3 separate regions of the Homo sapiens genome follow, and all the other regions are linked to region 1. A link is a loop called in an ENCODE intact Hi-C map of the cell type or tissue named here. Cell type or tissue: HepG2. All regions are shown on one strand.

Evidence for each region. Hi-C counts contacts between places; a loop is a spot of excess contacts. Peaks named below come from ENCODE experiments on the same cell type or tissue, not always from the same donor. Only the 100,000 strongest peaks of a DNase experiment are listed, where the experiment ranks them.
Region 2: a loop joins it to region 1, with 5 times the contacts of the local background. A loop is called at or near these places in 4 of 110 quality-filtered maps.
Region 3: it touches region 1 in a loop (8-fold over the local background); 2 of 110 quality-filtered maps call a loop at or near these places.

Annotation. Positions count from the first base shown.
Region 1 is chr4:123,477,648-123,480,147 of GRCh38, reverse strand. No RefSeq gene overlaps it. Among named protein-coding and RNA genes, the nearest start is that of TRC-GCA2-1, 30 kb to the left of the region's middle. In HepG2, no CTCF peak of the experiment used is centred here; DNase peaks (open chromatin) are centred at 77, 1,107, 1,997 and 2,127; H3K4me3 peaks cover 853 bases.
Region 2 is chr4:123,563,952-123,566,451 of GRCh38, reverse strand. No RefSeq gene overlaps it. Among named protein-coding and RNA genes, the nearest start is that of LINC02435, 43 kb to the right of the region's middle. RefSeq lists an enhancer at 1,246-1,747. In HepG2, a CTCF peak has its summit at 1,498; a DNase peak (open chromatin) is centred at 1,481.
Region 3 is chr4:123,349,371-123,351,870 of GRCh38, reverse strand. It overlaps LOC124900774 (a long non-coding RNA gene), which reads left to right and starts at 650. Exons shown (of 2, transcript XR_007058263.1): 1 at 650-1,657; 2 at 2,154-2,500. RefSeq lists enhancers at 1-409, 1,321-1,851. In HepG2, a CTCF peak has its summit at 1,495; DNase peaks (open chromatin) are centred at 1,500 and 2,320; H3K4me3 peaks cover 367 bases.

The DNA.
Region 1 (2,500 bases):
CTGTGACTTAGACCAAACCCCTTCACCTCTCTGAGCCCTTGTGGTGGCCTCTTCTGTCAGCTGAATCTAATAACACTTGTGCTGTTTACTCATGGGCTATTGCGCAAGTCAAATGAGAAGACCTATGTGAAGGTGCACTGTAAGTTGCAAACCCCTAAATGAAAAAGATCCTGTGTAAGTCATTCCCTTACCAACCAAGCTTGCTTTGGTCGATTGGAAATTTTACAGGGCCACAGGATAAAATGTATTAGGAAGAACTGGTGTACAATCGTGATTATCGATTAACTTGTATTCAATCGTAATGCCTTAAACCAACTCATTTTGAAAACCTCTAAATACAAATAAATCAAGGCAAAACCAATCAGCATTTTTGTCAAAAAGAAAAAAAAAGATTGGCAGGAAACAAAAGCTATACCAAATATAAGAAGTTGCACATGCCTTCTTAATCTCCTACTGGGAGCAGGAAGTGAGTGAATGAAGGTTCATACTCCTGAGCACCCAGTTTCCCCAGCTATATGCACATCATAATATCCCTCAAAACTCCATTAGCTACTCCTCTGTTACAATTCCAGAATCACACAGCAGTTCCTATGCTCCTATATAGTAATTCAAAAATACAGACCTTTGGTCATTTCTCAGCCTTTTGGCTAAGATCAAGTGCAAAAATATACACATTTTACACACACACACACACAATTTAAGAACACATTGTAGAAATCGATCACAGCTATTACTCCTTTTTTTTTTTTTTTTGTTAACAATTCAATAGAATTACAAGAGGAAGAAGGAATGTCATTATGAACCTGGGTGTCTGAGAGGGCCAGAGAAGGACTGAGGGCAAACAGAAAGCTATGCTATCAGGAGGAATTTACACAGGTAGTCAGGTTTCTGAGTATGCAGAGGAAAGAAGTTTCAGTTGGATCACATTCAACAGGACATGAGCCCGGAAGGACTGCTTTAGTCTTATGATGTAAAAAGAAGTTATATAAGTTGAACAAATGCTCCTCTCTTTCAGGAATGTCTTACACAAGTTGCACAAACTGTCAGAAGCCTCAGGGAAATAGCCAGTGGTAAAAATGTTTGTCCAGCACTCAGCTGACAGGCACGCATTGCAAAAGTGTCCCTGGTATTTATTACCCTTGCCCTGCCCCCAACATATGCACACCACAGTACAGCAACGGGGCTGCAAGCGAACCACATCAAAGTGGAGCCTCACTCCCCTTTTGCCCTTCTGAGTTCCAGCCAGCCGATCAGGCCTGCTGTGCGGAGGTGAGCCTTTGAGAGGTCTTCCTCGTTCCTCCCTAGGCTAGACCTGTTCTAAACACAAACAGAGGGCTCCATCTCCACCACGGTTCATCTGATAAAAGTCACATTGTTCAAAGCCACACTCAGAAAAGCATTATAAATTGTACTACAGGAATAGCTCCTCATCAGCAGAAAGATAGCTTAAATAACCTAATAATTCCTATCTCTAATGCTGTGATTCTTTAGAACTGTTCAAGGGAAGAAATTCCCATTGGGCTGAAAAGATGGAAGGCATGGAGAAAAAAATAATAAAACATCTTTTCAAATCATTGGACCTTGTATATTTGCCCCCACCCTAAAAATTGGATCTTCGTTTACAGAAAATGACTATGGAGCATGCCACAAGTGAAATCCAAATTACCCTTTCCAGCTTGCTTTGGTGTGATAAAACGCATTCCAATTTTTTGTGTTGTAAAAGTCCAGAAAGATTACCACATTTCCCTCACAAGTGTCATCCAGGATATATTTGCACAAGTGTTATTTAAAGGTTGAGTTGATTGGATTAATGGAGCAGGCACCTCCACCATAAATGGAGGGCTTGTTAATCTAATCCTTACCTCCTCCTTCAAAAAGGCTACTGTTTCTGTCTTGTGTGTCTGAGAGAATGGTCCACATGAAGAGAATACCAACAGTAATAACAACCTGTACCGAGCGCTCCCTATGTGCAGACGCCACTTTATGCATCCTGCATTGATCAAATCCTTTACTCCTCACAGCAGCCTCAGAGGCCGGGCTGTTGTTGGCCCCATGCTTCCTTCCTGTGCACGTCTCACAGCTGGTGACACACGGTTTTTCCCTCATGCAGTGTTCTCTCTGTGGCCTGGCATCTGTGGCCATTGTTCACAAGGACGTCAGCCACCACTTCTTCACGTCACAGGATGTAATGTCTCTGCTTCTAAACCACAAGGTTTCCCCACTTTTCTATTTTTGTAAGTCAGTACAGATGCTGCCTTTCTGGGAGTTGTTTTTCTGGGAATTTGGACCTTCTTTTTTCCTAGGCTGTACTCACATACTGTTGTCATTCATCTTCCAGCCACATCTAGTATCTAGTGCAGCTGGATGAATGAGTTTTCCAACTAGTGGCTAATTGTGCCCTAGGGCAGCATTTTATAAAAATAGGGAGTGTGTGTATGTGTGTGTGCGTGCACACACGCATGCATGCATTCTCCAAATAAAGCTACTATAGAAGCTGCTA
Region 2 (2,500 bases), 86 kb before region 1:
GGTCATAATTTAAAAATCAAAAAATAATAGATGTTGGTGCGAATGTGATGAAATAGGAACACTTTTACACTGCTGGTGGGAATGTAAACTAGTATAACCACTATGGAAAACAGGACGGAGATTCCTTAAAGACCTAAAAGTAGAACTACCATTTGATCCCTCAATCCCACTACTGGGTATCTGCCTAGAAGAAAAGAAGTCATTACATGAAAAAGACACTCGCACACTCATGTTTATAGCAGCACAATTTGCAAATGCAAAAATATGGAACTAGTCTAAATGCCCATCAACCACCCAGTGGATAAATAGAATGTGAGATAGATAGATAGATAGATAGATAGATAGATAGATAGATAGATAGATAGACAGATAATGGAATACTACTCAGCCATAAAAAATGAATGAAATAATGGCATTCACAGCAACCTGGATGGAGTTGGAGACTATTATTCTAAGTGAAGTAACTCAGGAATGGAAAACCAAATATCGTATGTTCTCACTTATAAATGGGAGCTAAGCTATGAAGATGCAAAGGCATAAGAATGATATAATGGATTCTGGAGACTTGAGGGCAAGAGTGGGGCAGAGGTGAGTGATAAAAGACTACAAATTGGGTACAGTGTTCACAGCCCGGGTGATGGGTGCACCAAAATCTCAGAAATTGCCACTAAAGAACTTACTCATGTAACCAAAAACTACCTGTAGCCCAAAAACTATTGAAATAATGACCAAAAAAAGGGGTGTGTGTGTGTGTGTGTGTGTAATAATCCAGGAAAGGGGCTGGGCAACCAGGGAAGTAGGTAGAAATATAGATAAAATAAGATTGGCCATGAGTTAATGATTGCTGTCAGTGTGGGAGATGGGTAAATGGGGAGGTCCATTGCACTATTCTCCTATCTTTATGTATGTTTGAAATTTTTATTACTAATAATAAATTTTTAATTGATTAGGCTTTGGAGCCAAATTGCCTGGGTTTGAATCCCAATTCAACTATTTAATAGCCATATAACCTTGAGCAAATTAAAGCAAGTTGTGAAACCTCTCTGTAACTCAGCTTCCCTATCTATAAAATAGGAGTGATACAAAGTCATTACTTCAATGGGTTGTTATGAAGATTAAGTGAAGTAATGTATGTAAGGTACTTAAAACAATTCCTGACATATAGTAGACACTTAAATGCTAGCTATTATAGTGTTCAGGGTCCACAAAATTGGTTGAAACCCTGACTTAGAATTTCTGGGCATTCAAACCCGTAAGACTGGCTCATGAGAAATCATTATTACTTCTCAATGAGGAGCACAATATAAATCCAACAACTTCCTTCTCTCACACACAACAGCTAAATAAGACTACGAAGACTGGTCAATCTTTCAATGCTCAACATTTTGACACTCTCTGCTGCTCCCAGTAGAGGCTTCAGGTCAATGTCACATTCTTATCTGTACTCCCCATGAAACGGCTGGGTTTCTTCTCTCACCACCACCTTTAGGGGGCAGCCCATAAGTATCTCGCTGAGACCTCTAGTGGTTGTGTTGGTTAGCAGAAAACACAGTGGACAGGAGTCAAAAGCCCTAGCTAGATTCTTATACTGTCTTTGTTCCTGAATCGCTGTATGACCTTGAAGAATCGCTTGCTCTTCCCAGAATTTAGATAACATAATGTTGACAACATTTTTGGAACTCTTGTCTGAAAATTCTCTTTAGAGACTATTAGAAAATTATTTGGAGCACCTTTTGCTAACGGCTAAGTCTTCAGCCTTTGAGGGTAAAATCATACTTACAGACAAGATCATTTGAATGAAATGCACAATAAAGCTGTCTCTGGTTTAAAACCAGGTGTAACTATTAATAAGGGAGACAATTTATTTTAAAAAGCATAGATTGACTTTTTAAAACATTCTAAAAGAAAGGCAGTAACAGAATTCTCAGATCAAATGTAAATAGTTTCTTTAGAAGATGTCTGCAGAGAACTTTTGGGGGGTGATGTTTATTAATTTTTCTTTAAACCAAGTTCATTAGTTTTAAATCTCACCTTAAGCAGAATCATAGTCTTTCATTTACAAAACACTTGGATGTATGGGTTTTGTCCTTTGTGCAGATGTAGTTATATAGGTTAAATTACAAATCAAAAATCATCAAATTATTTGTATTTCAATTAAACAGCTTAAAGAAACTCATAGGTACAAGTAGGAGCTAGGGCAGTTGTGTTGCACCCTGTGTGAAATGGAACTAATAATAGTGTCTCTACGGCCGGGCACAGTGGCTCACACCTGTAATCCCTATGCTTTGGGAAGCTGAGGTGGGAGGATAAGTTGAGCTCAGGATTTGGAGACCAGCCTTGGCAACATAGGGAAGCCAAGTCTCTACAAAAAAGAAAATGTAATAAGCCAGGTATGGTGGCATACACCTGTGGTACCAGCTACTTGGGAAGCTGAGGTAGGAAGATTGGTTGGGCCCAGGAGGTCAAGGCTGCAGTGAGTCATGACTGTGCCACTGCACAC
Region 3 (2,500 bases), 130 kb after region 1:
GCAAAATCCAAAGCGACTGGAAGGGCAGTTTGTTAACTCATTCAGCCGCCTCCTCGCCCCACAGCTAACGAATTCTTGGGCGCCAGCCTGGACAGAAAGGGGAGGAGACAAGCCTGCTGTGATGATACTTTAACGATGATACAGGAAAATGACAGGATAGGTACCATGTCATAGGAAGAATACTTGGAAGACCTGGGCTCATTTTATTGAGGCATCCGTCCACAAATGCCTATGGAGCATTCAGGCTTTCCAGAAATATTCATGGAATACTTTCTGTGTATAAAGTGGGCATTCGATGGTGAGTAAGGTGGCACACGGTCTACCACCTGAGTTTACATTCAGGGGAGGAGAATGTTAAAACAATAAGCAGATATATACTTTTTTGTGTTTTTGGTTTATTATTTGTTTATTTATTTATTTATTTATTTATTTTTGAGATGGAGTTTAGCTCTTGTCGCCAGGCTGGAGTGCAGTGGCGCAATCTCAGTTCACTGCAACCTCCACCTCCCAGGTTCAAGCGATTCTCCTGCCTCAGCCTCCTGAGTACCTGGGATTACAGGCAAGTACCACTACACCCGGCTTATTTTTTGTGTTTTTAGTAGAGAAGGGTTTCGCCATGTTGGGCAGGCTGGTCTCGAACTCCTGACCTCAGGTGATCTGCCCACCTCGACCTCCCAAAGTGCTGGGATTACAGGCGTGAGCCACCGCGCCCGGCCAGCATATATACTTTTAAAACAAGAGCTTAAAAATTTGGGGATGGAAATAAACAAGAGAATGAGATAGAAAAGGCCGGAAGAGATAGGAAATGCTGTAGGAACACTTAAGGATTGTGGCTAAAAAAGCTGTGATATGAAGTCAGGGCGTCAGTTCACTTGAGGGAGGAACTTTTTGTGTGTAACTCCCAGCCCTGCCACTTGCTGCCATGTGCCTACCATGATGGGTTGTGTGGGTGAACTTAGGTAGCACATGGCATTGGCGACACCCAGCCACACAGATCTAGGAGCTGCCATTCACGTCCTCATCGCTGCAAATGCAGTGTGCACCCTGTGCAGGACACCTTGCAGCCCAGGATGACACAAAGTGGATGCTAGATAAACATTAGCGGCAATCAGTGACACTGTATGAAACTCCCCATCATGGTGGAAACTTGTACTGAGAAAAGATGGCCACTTCTCAGGGTCATTGTAGCAAACAGCAAAGGTAGAGGCTTGAATGTGATGTCCTTGGAGTGGCCATCCCATGATAACTTATAAATCTTTTATTTTATCACTGTTATTACCCCTTCTACCATATTCCCTATTTCTAACTCATTGTCCCTTCTTTCTTTCCTGTTAAAACCTTTCTGCCCTTGAGCAAAGCAAAGGTAAGTTCTCACTTGTTTTCCCACTTAGTTCTATGTCAACCAAGACCTGTTTGTTTCTGCCAGTAAGTTACTTCCTAGGGCCTGTGAAATAACGTGGACTTTGAGTGTGGCTCTTTTGACAGAGCAATAGCACCACCTGCTACCACCTACTAGAAATGTCGTCTTGTAGAACAAAGAAATACGCACGCCCTGCTGTTCTGCAATCAGGCTCTGACAGAAGCTTTCAGGTGTGGTGCTTACAAGATCAGACTCATTGACTCACTCACTTCTCCCTGCTCCGTCACTACACTCCCAGTGAGTATTTCTTGAGCTACCACTGGGTCCTAAGTCTGCTCTAGGTATTAAGGACACAGTAGCACCATCGTGACCAAGGCATGGAGCTGAAATTTTCTAGATGGAGAAGACAGAGATTAAACAATAAAATGGCAAAATGATTTCAGATAAGGACCAATGTTTCAACAAACAAAATAAGATGAAGAGTTATGGGTCACTGCTTTAGATAGGGTGGGTATAGAAGTTCAAGTTTGAAGAAGCAGCTAGGTCTAGTGCTAGGAGAGAAACAGAATAAGACTGTGACAGTAAAGGTACCAGAGAAACGGGATGAAGCAGATGGGGGAAGCAGTTTCAATTCCATGGTGCGAATAAAATTGGTGCACACTCAGAGATGTTTTGAGAACTATTTGGTAAGCTCAGTAAATGGGCATGGTATAGAGCATCCTTGACATAAGTAACTCCATCTTAGAAAAAAAAAACTGTATCTTATACTTCATATGACACTTTTTGCCAACAGGGACAAGATATTTTGCTTAACAAATAATGACTACATCCAACCAGATAAGGATACAAACAAGCACATTCTTCCACTATCAGTCCTCACCAGAGGACTCTGTGGCCATAAAAAGAGTAAGGCTTCAGCAGCTCAACACAACTGACGCAGTCCTGCTATCAGTTGCGATAAGCACCTGGCATCTGCCTACAAAGGCTCTGCCCACATCAAAGACTCTTCCTTGCGAGACTGAGGGACTGCCCAGGCCAAGCCAGGAGATTCTTTTTGTCTTCGTTGTTCTCCCTGCAATGGTTCATTAACTCTTTTTTCTCTCCCTTTTCTCTTGATGTTAAATGTTACTTTGTGAGCTG